3 separate regions of the Homo sapiens genome follow, and regions 1 and 2 are each linked to region 3. The links are chromatin contacts, found by Hi-C in ENCODE. All regions are on one chromosome and are shown on one strand. Each heading gives the region's core, a stretch centred on a gene start or an enhancer-like site at or near the end of the contact. The rest is flanking DNA. Distances are from core to core; before and after follow the strand shown.

Evidence for each region. A loop is a pair of places that touch in the nucleus more often than their neighbours do. Pooled maps may share reads with other maps.
Region 1: a map of sigmoid colon shows a loop between it and region 3 (6-fold over the local background). The contact joins the promoter of HIGD2A here to the promoter of CPEB4 in region 3. A Hi-C loop is called at or near these places in 1 of 168 maps with a recorded cell type or tissue (sigmoid colon), 2 of 37 single-sample maps with no recorded cell type and 10 of 50 pooled maps.
Region 2: a pooled map shows a loop between it and region 3 (16-fold over the local background). The contact joins the promoter of RNF44 here to the promoter of CPEB4 in region 3. A Hi-C loop is called at or near these places in 3 of 37 single-sample maps with no recorded cell type and 9 of 50 pooled maps.

What each region holds. Positions count from the first base shown.
Region 1 is chr5:176,386,739-176,390,300 of GRCh38, reverse strand. HIGD2A (HIG1 hypoxia inducible domain family member 2A) reads right to left here and starts at 1,550. Exons shown (of 2, transcript NM_138820.4): 1 at 1,328-1,550; 2 at 540-970. The coding sequence starts at 1,481. The coding sequence ends at 804. NOP16 (NOP16 nucleolar protein) reads left to right here and starts at 1,703. Exons shown (of 5, transcript NM_016391.8): 1 at 1,703-1,868; 2 at 1,958-2,066; 3 at 3,392-3,461. The coding sequence starts at 1,762. It also overlaps a transcript of ARL10 not described here. RefSeq lists enhancers at 348-1,031, 853-1,072, 1,273-1,592, 865-2,064, 1,716-2,399.
Region 2 is chr5:176,535,386-176,539,125 of GRCh38, reverse strand. RNF44 (ring finger protein 44) reads left to right here and starts at 1,724. Exons shown (of 11, transcript NM_014901.5): 1 at 1,724-2,186. LOC124901143 (a long non-coding RNA gene) reads right to left here and starts at 1,197. Exons shown (of 2, transcript XR_007059071.1): 1 at 1,003-1,197; 2 at 1-68. RefSeq lists enhancers at 731-910, 1,151-1,590 and silencers at 1,701-1,960, 2,041-2,230.
Region 3 is chr5:173,886,995-173,890,330 of GRCh38, reverse strand. It overlaps CPEB4 (cytoplasmic polyadenylation element binding protein 4), which reads right to left and starts at 1,982. Exons shown (of 10, transcript NM_030627.4): 1 at 1-1,982. The coding sequence starts at 597. RefSeq lists enhancers at 1-211, 2,236-2,475.

The DNA of each region.
Region 1 (3,562 bases), core at 301-2,800, 2.5 Mb before region 3:
CTGAAAGTCTGAAAAACTGCTGGCTAGACCAGTATTTTTCAAATGGCATTACTCTAGGCCCACTGAACTAGAATCTCAAGGAGTGACCTTGAGATTCTTTTTTTTTTTTTTTTTTTTTGAGATGGAGTTTTGCTCTTGTTGCCCAGGCTGAAGTGCAATGGCGCGATCTCAGCTCACCACAACCTCCGCCTCCCGGGTTCAAGTGATTCTCCTGCCTCAGCCTCGCGAGTAGCTGGGATTACAGGCACGCAACACCACGCCCAGCTAATTTTGTATTTTTAGTAGAGATGGGGTTTCTCCATGTTGGTCAGGCTGGTCTTGAACTCTTGACCTCAGGTGATCCGCTCGCTTCGGCCTCCCAGAGTGCTGGGATTACAGGTGTGAGCCACTGCGCCTGGCCAAATCTCTGCTTTCAAAGTGCCCTGGGTGGCTGTTACTAGGAAAGTTCGGGAATCACTAGACTACACGATTTCTAAGCACCACTCCAAAGTCCGTTTCCTCCAAAATCAAAGACCAAAAACCATGGGGATGATACTGAATTAAATACAAGTGGATTTTTAGAGTTTATTAAGCAGGGGAGTGGAGGGGAGATGTGGCACAAATAGAAGTATGTAACATTCAAACAACAGCATCTAGGATTTTTGAAAAAACTTTCGGTTACAGTTACACAAAGGGTCACTTCCTCCCCAGCGACACATGGGCCTCTCAAAGGAGAGGAGGGAGTAAGTCCCACGGTAGGGCCAGTGGTTGCTCCCTGGGTTTTGGAATCATTTCTGCGGAGCTTTCAAGGCCAGACCCTGGGCTTAGGGTCGAGACTTCATAGCAGTGACAGCCAGACCCAGCAAGATGGCTGCGACCGTGAAACCCTGGGCGGCGATCCGGGTGCGCATCATGAGCTGAGAGCGCTGGCTGTTGCCCCGGTGGAAGGAGTAGAGGCCGTAGGTGAGGGCGGCCGCCGTGGCCAGGCAACCTGAGGAGGGGACAAAGCAACTGGGAAACAGCAGGTCGGGCCCCGCAGGTCATTCCCCGCTTTGGGTCTCGCTTCCCCAAAGCCAAGATCTCTGGATCACAGCGGAGGGAGGGCGGCGAGGGTAGGTCGAGTCGAGGTCTTCCTAGTTACAGAGTCCTCCCAATCTTAGGCCCCAAATCCCGCCCCCTAAACCCGCTGCTCCCGCTCCAATCAGTTTCGCCCCTCACCGCCCCGCCCCCTCGTCTCTTCTCTAGTCCGCTCTCCTTCCGCTCCCCGCTAGCGCTCTGGTCCTTCTCTACTTCCTTCCCTCCGACATCACTGTCCTCTCCTTGTGCAGTTCCTACCGCACCCACTTACCTATGGGTACCACCGGGTTCTCGCGGGTCTTGCGAACGAACTTTTCCTTGAAACTCTCTGGATTCCTGTAAACAGTGGGGCTCAGCCCCTCAATGACTGGAGGCTTCGATGGTTCAAAGGGGACCTCCGGAATCACAGGGCCGGGAGTCGCCATGTCCGGGCCACAGCAGCAGGAGAAAATCGGGACTCCGACCTCAGCCTCCCGGTGAAGGTCATGAAAGGGGCGGGGAAACGAATAAATTGAGCCTTGTACGCAGGCGCAAATGCTCGTTGCATCCTGGGAGTCGTAGTGCTCAGCACGGTAGTGCTACAAAAGGACTACATTTCCCCAAATGCCCGCAAAGCCTTGTGCACGCCTTCCGGAAGGAGTTTGTTACACGAGGTCTGAGAGACAGAGGCAGCGTGTTTGAGCTGCTGGTGCGGTGGTCAGCGCGATGCCCAAGGCCAAGGGCAAAACCCGGAGGCAGAAGTTTGGTTACAGTGTCAACCGAAAGCGTCTGAACCGGAATGCTCGACGGAAGGCAGCGCCGCGGATCGAATGGTGAGGGGGCTGGGGTTCCGGGTGGCCGTGGGCCTCGGCCGGGACGGTCCGCGAGATGACGGATCCGCGATGTCTCTCTTTGCCGGTAGCTCCCACATCCGACATGCCTGGGACCACGCTAAATCGGTACGGCAGAACCTGGCCGAGATGGGGTTGGCTGTGGACCCCAACAGGGCGGTGCCCCTCCGTAAGAGAAAGGTACTGACATGGCAGGGTCTCGGTCCTTGTCTTCTTTACTCTTCCCCCGCCATACTGACCTAGGTGTCAGAACGTGGTACTGCCCATTCCTTCCCTCAGGCCCTTCCGAGTTTTCGACCTCCCCACAGTCAGAACGCTCAACTGACGTTGAGCAAGGGTCTCTTTACGACCTTCGTCACACTCCCTCCCCAGCACACATTCCCCATACCCCCTCTACTCAGTCTTTTTTCTCTGAAATTAACCCATTAGCATCTCAACGGTATTTTCCTTAATTTATCTTTTTCTACCCTTAACTTTCCTAATTAGTACTCCCTAAGAGTTGGAGATCTTTACTTACACCTTTTCTTTGTTATTCAATCATCCTTGGTCTGAGGCTTCCCTAGGCTTCCCTGACTGCAGTCTCCTTCCCGGGTTCAAGCTATATCCCACCTCAGCGTCCCAAATAGCTGGGATTATAAGCGTGTGCCACCATACCCGGCTGATTTTTGTGGTTTTAGTAGAGGCAGGGTTTCGCTATGTTGGCCAGGCTGGGCCTCAAGTGATCCGCCTGGCCCCCTGGAGGCTTCAACAACTATTAAAAGAATCCAGGTTCCCAAAAGAAAAGCAAGCAATTCATCTTTCTCTGCCTGCCTATCTATAAAATGGGTATAACACTCCTTGCCTTAGGGACTATCTAACTGTGTGGCTGTAGCCTCACATTTATTCAAGAAATGGTAGTGCCATTTTCCTCTGGCATGAAAGAATAAAAAGAAACTTGCCTAAGGCAATGGAACAAATTCATTCGCGAAGCCCATTCATTAGGTTAACTACTTATTGAGAACATGTCACATCCTAAGCACCCTGGGGATTTAATAGAGAACAAAACACAAAGTCCTTGTCACCAAGATTGTGTTGGGGGTAAAAGGCACAGACGGATTACTTGAGGCCAGGAGTTTGAGACCGGCCTGGCCAACATGGCAAAACCCCATCTCTACTAAAAACACAAAATTTAGCTGGGCATGGTGGCGCATGATTGTAATCCCAGCTACTTGAGAGGCTGAGGCAGGAGATCACTTGAACCCGGGGGGAGGTTGCAGTCAACCAAGATTGTGCCACTGCATTTGAACCTGGGCAACAGAATGAGACTCTGTCTCAAAAAGAAAAAGAAAAAAAAAAAGAGAGAGAGAGAGAAAAAGCCTCCAGGGCATTAGTTCTCATTGTTACCTACTTCTACCTAACCGTGGGCAGGGATTCTTATGGGTTAGTAGTTGTGTTGGGATAAGCAGGAGTCTATAACTTTCCCTCATCAAAGATCCTTCTGGTCTCAAGGGCTCTGTTCTCTGCAGGTGAAGGCCATGGAGGTGGACATAGAGGAGAGGCCTAAAGAGCTTGTACGGAAGCCCTATGTGCTGAATGGTGGGTGTGGTCCATATATTCCTTTAGGTCACTGTCCTGCACTGTGGGAAGCTGGGAAGGGCCCTAAGATGTCCTCATTTTGCAGATGGAGAAACCAAGTT
Region 2 (3,740 bases), core at 475-2,974, 2.6 Mb before region 3:
CGATCATTGCTGGTCTAAACATTGCCATAAACATGTCTGTTCCCCAAGCTGAAAGGGGGTTTCTGATTCTAAGGGAACAAAAGGTTTTCTGGCTTAAAAGACTTAAGACATAGTCTTTATAATAGCTTTCTTTAAAAATTTCAGTGGGTTATAATGCATAGGGTTTTTAAAAAAGAGCTAATGTGCAATATATACAATAGTCTATCCTACTGACCCAACTTCTCCCTTCCAGTTCTCCCTAAGGACAATTGTTAATCAGTTTCCTGTATACCCTTCCAGAAATATATGCAGATGTGGCATATGTCCAATTAAAGAAACCTGATACATACTGTTAGAACTGTTCAGCATCTTGGTTTCAATTTTTATATAAAATTTAGGATTACGAAATATACCAAAGCAGCATAGAAAATGAGCCCCCCATCCCCCTGCCCCATGGCCCACCACACAGGTTAACAGATGTTAACATTTTGCATTGGCGCCTTGTTTATGGCTGTCTTGGAGATAGCCCCGTGTCGCCTCCAGCTGCCTCTTTGTGGTAACTGCCCAAGAGTCGTTATTGATTATATGCATGCACCCAATATTCATTATTCGACCTGTTCCAGCTCTTGGATATTTAGCAAATTACTGATTTTCTGCTTATATAATTGTGGTGGAGGTAATACCCCATTTTGTATAAATTTTGCCCGGGTGGGTGGGCTTCGAGGCAAAGGAGAACGAGGCTCGGCTTTGGATTAGGTTCACACTCCTGCTCCGCCACACTTCTAGTTGTGTGATCTGGAGTAAGGGAAGGCCCTCACTTTCCCCATCTGTAAAATGAACTGGCTATAGTAATCCCTCCGTCTCATAGCTGCTGAGAGGAATAGAAAACTAAAGTATAGACGCTTCACTGGGCTTAGTTCCCAGTTTCCCTGGCTAGGGAGGTCTCCGCGGGGACACCAAACTCTCAAGCCCAGCCTAGCAGCTAGAGCGCCCAGCGCCTGCACTTTTGCTTTAAACTACAACCTGTTCCCCGCCTCTCTTCCTCCACCGCCACGCTGGGGGCGTGGCGGTTAAATGTCTCTGTGACGTCAGCGCGAGCAGGGCCAATCTCCTTGCCCGGCAGACGTTAGCTCGTTTGCATGGGTGGTCCGCCATTGGTCTGTTGGGCAATCTGGGCCGTACCAGCTTTTTAAAGACGCCGTGTAGTATAAACAAGGAGAAGTGGGGCGGCCGGGCCATGATGTCAGCGCGGTGCTGCAGCTCTTGGGGGTGACGTCATCTCCGGGAAGGTGGCCGGCCCAGGGTTGTTAGAGCCAGCATAACCACTTGGGCCGCTCTCGCCCCGTCAGAGGTCAGACCCATTGCACTTCAGTATCTCAGGCGGCACCCTGTCCCCGAGGAGGGGACCATGACACAGTAAGTCCGTACTGCCGGTTCTCCTGGCGGGACCCATTTCTTCGGCAGGGAAACTGAGCCTCAGAGGCGCGAGTAGTTAGCGAGTTTGCATAGCAAGTTCGAGTTGCAGCCGATCGGTTTTGCCCACCCTGGGGTCTCCCCATCTTTATGTCAGGATATGCGGCCCCGCCCCTTGCTTTTGACTATGGCTGCGGTCCCTTTAAGTGCGAAGGTGGGGGCGAGGAGGAGGTTAAAAAAATTCAAGATGGTGGCCCACTAGTCACGTGCGTGGTCGCGGCGAGTGATTGGCTCTCAGGGCGGAGCTCCCGGCGCGGGGCGGGGCCCCTGCGGGCTTGCAGCGGGCTACTGTTTGCCGGAGCCTCCCGGCGCGCCCCCGCGAGCCCCCTCCCGTCTGGCGCGCGACCCCGCCGCTTCGAATGTTGTGAATCAAATGTGGGGTTTGTTACATTCCGCTGCCGCCGCGGACAGTTCTTAAAGGGCCAGCCGCCGGCTGCCGCGCAGACCCAGCTGCGTCCTGCGCCGCCTCCCGCTCCCTGAGGGCCTGGGCCGAGAGAGACTGATCGCGCGTGGGCCTCGCGAGGCAGACGCCGTCGGGCGGACAACAAAGAGAGAGGCCCCGGAAGGAGCCGGGCTGCCCCCGGACCCGGGGGTGGGGAGGGGAGCACATTGTTCCGCAGGGCGGGAGCTCTTAAAGGATCCAGACAGGCACCCCCCCCCTCCCCCGCCCCCTGCCCAGTTTGGCCGTCCTAGATCGGGAACAAAGGAGTCAACGTGTGGCCGGGCGGCCAAAGGTGAGTCGGTGCCAGGGCCCCCAACTTCCTATTCCCCCACCCATGGACCTTCTGTTCCCCTCCCCTGGGAATGGGGGCCGTGATCTAGGTGGCTCCGTAGGGGTTAATCACGGGCGGTCCAGACTGCGGGCAGCGAGACCCCAGGGATCAGGAACCCCCCCCAAGGCCCCCCGTGGCCGGGCCGTATCTCCCCTCTCCTGCAGCTGAGCGCTGCGGTTGGAGAGGAAGGAGCCGCCCCCCTCCCCCTGCGGCCGCCACTTCCTTTGTTGTTGCTTTTGTCTCACGCCGAGCACATGGTCCGGGATCCTCGGCTCTTAAAGTCGCAGCGTTCTGGCCCCTGCGCTGCAGTCTCGCCTCCCGCCCCCGGTGTCCCTCCGAGAGCGGCGCAAAAGAGTAGGAAGCGGACGAGGGAGGCCCCTCTCGGGGCTGTGTCCGCGCCTCGGCCCCCCAGCACTATGCCTGGGGAGGGGTGGCTGGGTAAGCTTCCCAGAGCCCCACAGCGTGCACTTGGCCCGCGTTGGGGAGCCCCCCCTTCCCCAGGACCCTGGTTTCCTCCCCCACTAGTGTGACCACCTGGTTTCTTCTGGACTCTTCTGGTTTTATTTGGGCGCTGTGGGAAGGAAAGATTTCCACCCCCATTTTATAGCTGTGCCAACTGAGGCGCTCAGAAGCAAAGGGATTTCCTTGACCAAGGTCACTAGGGAGTCTTCTCTCCTAGTCTGGTGGTCCGGCCCTCAGCGGCCTCCAGGCACCACACGTTGGGAAGCTCTGCTTGCGCTGGGCAGAGCCTGCTTGTTTCGGGTGGGGTGTGGGGAAGTAGGAAGGGGGGCTTCTCTTCCTGGCTGAGTCTGCTCATGCCCCCAGGGTCTGACTTTGTTTTTATCTGCAAAAGGGAGTGTCTCTTCCTGCAAACAGATCCCTGGGGCTCTTAGACCAAGGTCAGGGTAGGTGCTTGGGGCACTGGACTTAAGGGGTTGGCCGGCTCTCATGGGTGGGTGTGGGGGGTTATGTTAACTGCAAAATGCATTGCGTGCCTGGGGCGGACGGGGCTCAGCGACGGGACTCTCAAGACCCGTTCACACAGAGCTCCGTGATAGGACAGCATGGAGATGTGGACGGGCAGAGCAGTTGTTAGGGGAGGCCACCTGGCCACCCTTGCTATTTGACCTTGAGCAAGTTGCTAGCTCCAACTCTGGGCCTTGCTTGCTTCTCTGTACTACAGAGCTAAAGATGGGTGCCTGAAAGAGAGTGCTCTCCCAGCCTCCTGTATGGCTTGGAGACTCGGGATTAGGTGATTTCCTCCAGCTACTGATGCCACAGGAGTTATGGCTTGGGGGAGTTTGGGCCTAGGAGGCCAACTAGGACCAATTCCGTTCTCTCTGGTCTTGTGGCCTAGAGTAACTTACTTCCTTTCTCTCGGCTCCAGTTTTCTCAGCCATGAAGTGGGTGTAACCCTTCTACGCCACCCCTGTTCCTGGCAGGGCTTAAAGAACCAGGATCCACTCTTACCAGCTGAGGTATTCCCCTAGAGTGGCATATCTGCCTGCTGCCCCG
Region 3 (3,336 bases), core at 733-3,232:
CGAAGCAGCAGGGACCCCTCCCTGGTGAAAGAAACTTGCATCTTCATTGATTATTGTAGAGGAGGAAGGCGCTATCGCTGCTGACCAGTTACTGAAACCAGTAAGAGACGATGCGCTAGATGTCAAGGGTTGGGTTGAAGTACCTAGCCCAGTGGCTTCTTGATAATCAAACCCTGTCAACACTGGAGATTCGATCCTTATTTTCTCCTTCCCATTGCCATTTTCCGAAGAATTGTCCCCTTGATTTTCTTCTGATTTTGCCTTCTCTGTTTCAGGCAGTATTCCAGCTTCCTGACCTGGACTTGGGGAAAGCTGCTGCTTTTCTAAGGGGTCTTGCTGTTCCTGTTGCTGACTTTTTGCTTTTTCTGACCCCAAGATCTCATCCTGAATGTTATGGGTAGCTGGAGCAGGAAAAAGCCAAGCTGACCCAGCACTGCTGCCATTGGCAGCTGTGTTATTATTTATAAAAGCAGCAGGGCTGGGGGTGGCATTTTGGTGATGGTGTGGAGGCTGCAGATGTGGATGGAATCTGACTGGAAAAGCAGATTTATTCCCAGTATTGCTTTGCACTAGCACTCCAAACCCGTAATCCCCCATTTATTATCTTTAGGAGCAGAATCTCACAATAAAAAATGACAACCTGATGTCTCACGCCTTTTTTTTCCTCTACCCCAAATTTAAGTTGTTTGCTTGCTTGCTTGAAATGTCTTATTTATAGCTAGCTCAAAGATCGCAGCTTATCACCTTAAATTGTTCTGATTTGGAATTCTGGTCTCTGAAAGAAAAAACAACTCTTAAAAAAATCTCTTAAAACATTGACTTGGATCCAATTGGGCTTATTTTTAGGAGGGAATAAAAATGAAGAGGGTAAAAATCAAGTCTTTGGTTAGTAAAATAGGCGCTTTCTTTTTCCAAAGGAAAATGTACATGAATGACAAAAACAGAGCTTCTCAAGCATCTATGGATGTAGAAGAATAAGCCTTGCGCGGAGTAAAAATATAGATATATATAATTTAACAATCACATATGGTTTTCCTCAGCAGTTTAGATTCACTCACATAAAAATTAGAATAGGACTAAGAGGGGAATACGTTCTTTTCTTGGCAGCTTGGTTAAAAAAAAATCAGGAATAATTTAAGAACATTATATATTATATATTTATATATATAGATTATATTAGGTTATCTGGGGTGGGAAGTGAATTCCTGGTTTCGGGAGAGGAAATCAGCATTGACTAATGGAAAGATGATTGCAGGGAGGTTTCTGCTGTTCCTGGTCCTGTTTTCTGCTCTTTCGCAGGGTGCAGTTTTGGCCTCTGGGGCTGTTCCTGAGGCTCCGGGTGCAGATCTTGCTGCGGTCGCTGTTCCTGGGCTCCCCGCGGCTTCCTCTCCCCCATGAAAGGGGTTGGAAACACCCGTTTCTCCCTCTTGCGGGGGTCGCGATCAGGAGGGATTAGCGAGACTCGACGAGGGTGAGCGGGCGGCCTGGGGGTGCGGGGACCGAGGGGGCGACCTGGAAGGTCCTGCGGTTTCTGCCTCTTCCCCTCTCTGCGGCTCCGGGGTTTTTTTCCCTCATGGGACCCAGGGGCGGTTTGTTCAGTTCCCTCAGTTCGATTCTCCGCAGAGAGGGAAAAAAGAGGAAAAAAAGGAAAAACCCACTACCGTAGTTATTTTAAAGGAGAAGGGCCTCCCCCCTCGGCTTTCTCTCTCTTTTCCCCCAGAATTTTTTTTTAAACTATAATTTAGAAGGCTTTTGTTTCTCCTCACGGTTGCTGGGCCGTCGCCGCCGTCGCCGCTTTACCCTGGTCCCGCAGTCCCCGCTGTCGTTGTTGAGGACTCCTCCTGGTTCTTCTTTTTCTTTCCTTCTTCCTCCTCTTCCTCCTCTGCTGTCGCCGCTGCTGCCGCCGCCGCCGCCGCCACCGCCTCCCGGTGCCCGGGTCCCGCAGCCGCGGCTGAGTCCTTCTCCTCAGGACCGAGCCGAGTGAAATGACAACCAGCTGGAAAGACCCAGAGACACTTCCGGTTCGAAGAGGGAGGGGTGGGGGTAGCACTCATTCCCCACCTACCTGCCGGAAGACCAATCATCTGTTAGAACTCAGGCGAGGCCACGCCCCCTCGCTTCAGAGCTACTCCCAGGAAGGTCGAAAAGTTACCTCCAGAGACGCCTCTTCCGTCTGCGCCTCGCCTAGTGAGGCCCGGCGCCTGGAACCCGCTTCCCCCACCCAGAGTGAGCGCAGCAGGTCGCCATCTTTTGTGTGGGCAAGGGACTCCTTTGATATTTCTCTTCCCTAACTGGGCTTTGCAGGAGGAGCAATAGGGACGTGTCAAGGAGAACGGATTCCTCGCTCACGAAGGCATACGGTCAAGGTGTTGGAGATCGAAGTGGCGGCCCGTGAAACCGCGGATGAATGAGAAGGGTGCCCACAGTAAAGGTGGTGCTCCAAGCATCACGTGCTCTGGCCCGAGCTCCGCCCCAGAGGGATCTGGAAGGGGAGGCGGGTCTTGCCAGCAGCTGTGCGGTGCCTAGAACTGCGTTTGCCCTTGCCCAGAATGTAGACCTCACGAGGGACTCTCCCTTAACCTTCCATTCGCTCACCCGCACCTCCCACTCTCCCATTCTGCTAGGCTCGCATCTGGTGCAGTCTCCCAGGTGCAGAGATGCAGCTGAGGCGTCTGTGGCTATGCCCCCGTATCATCCCGATCTAGTACACCTTACACGCAATACCAGAGGGAAAATTCCAAAACTAAAATTTTATCTTGACCCTCACATGCTCCGATTTCTTCTATGGTTGCCCATTATTTCGAAGATAAAGGCCAAACTTGTTAGTCTGGTATTCAAGCCTTTCTACCTAATGGGTGGTATATCTTAGTGCCTCTTCCCCCTCCAAACACACTCTCAATGCCTTTTTACATGTCCTTTCCACTCTTCTCCTTTGGTAAATTCCTATTTATTTCTAGGAATCAGTTCAAAAGCCACCAACAGCATCTTCTGAATTCTCTCTTATAAGCGTCCACGGCCCTGTGTACCTCTCGTGCTTGTTTCTCACACTATATTGTGATGGTTTATGTCTTCCAGACCTGTGCTGGACCGTGGGCTCTTTCAGGAGCAGACATTGTAGATAGGAGACATCAGTGAATGAATCCTGAAAACGTGAATGAACAAACCAGCAACAATGAAGTCTTCCCTGAGTGACAGCCCCCCAACCCACTGCCACCCCTTCCACCCGTCACCCACCCCCCACCCCTCACTCCTGTTTCCAAGTCTGAATTAATTATTTCCTTCCTTTTGCCATTTGGTTTGGAGCTCACATATCAGACTTTTCATTATGTTTGGTAC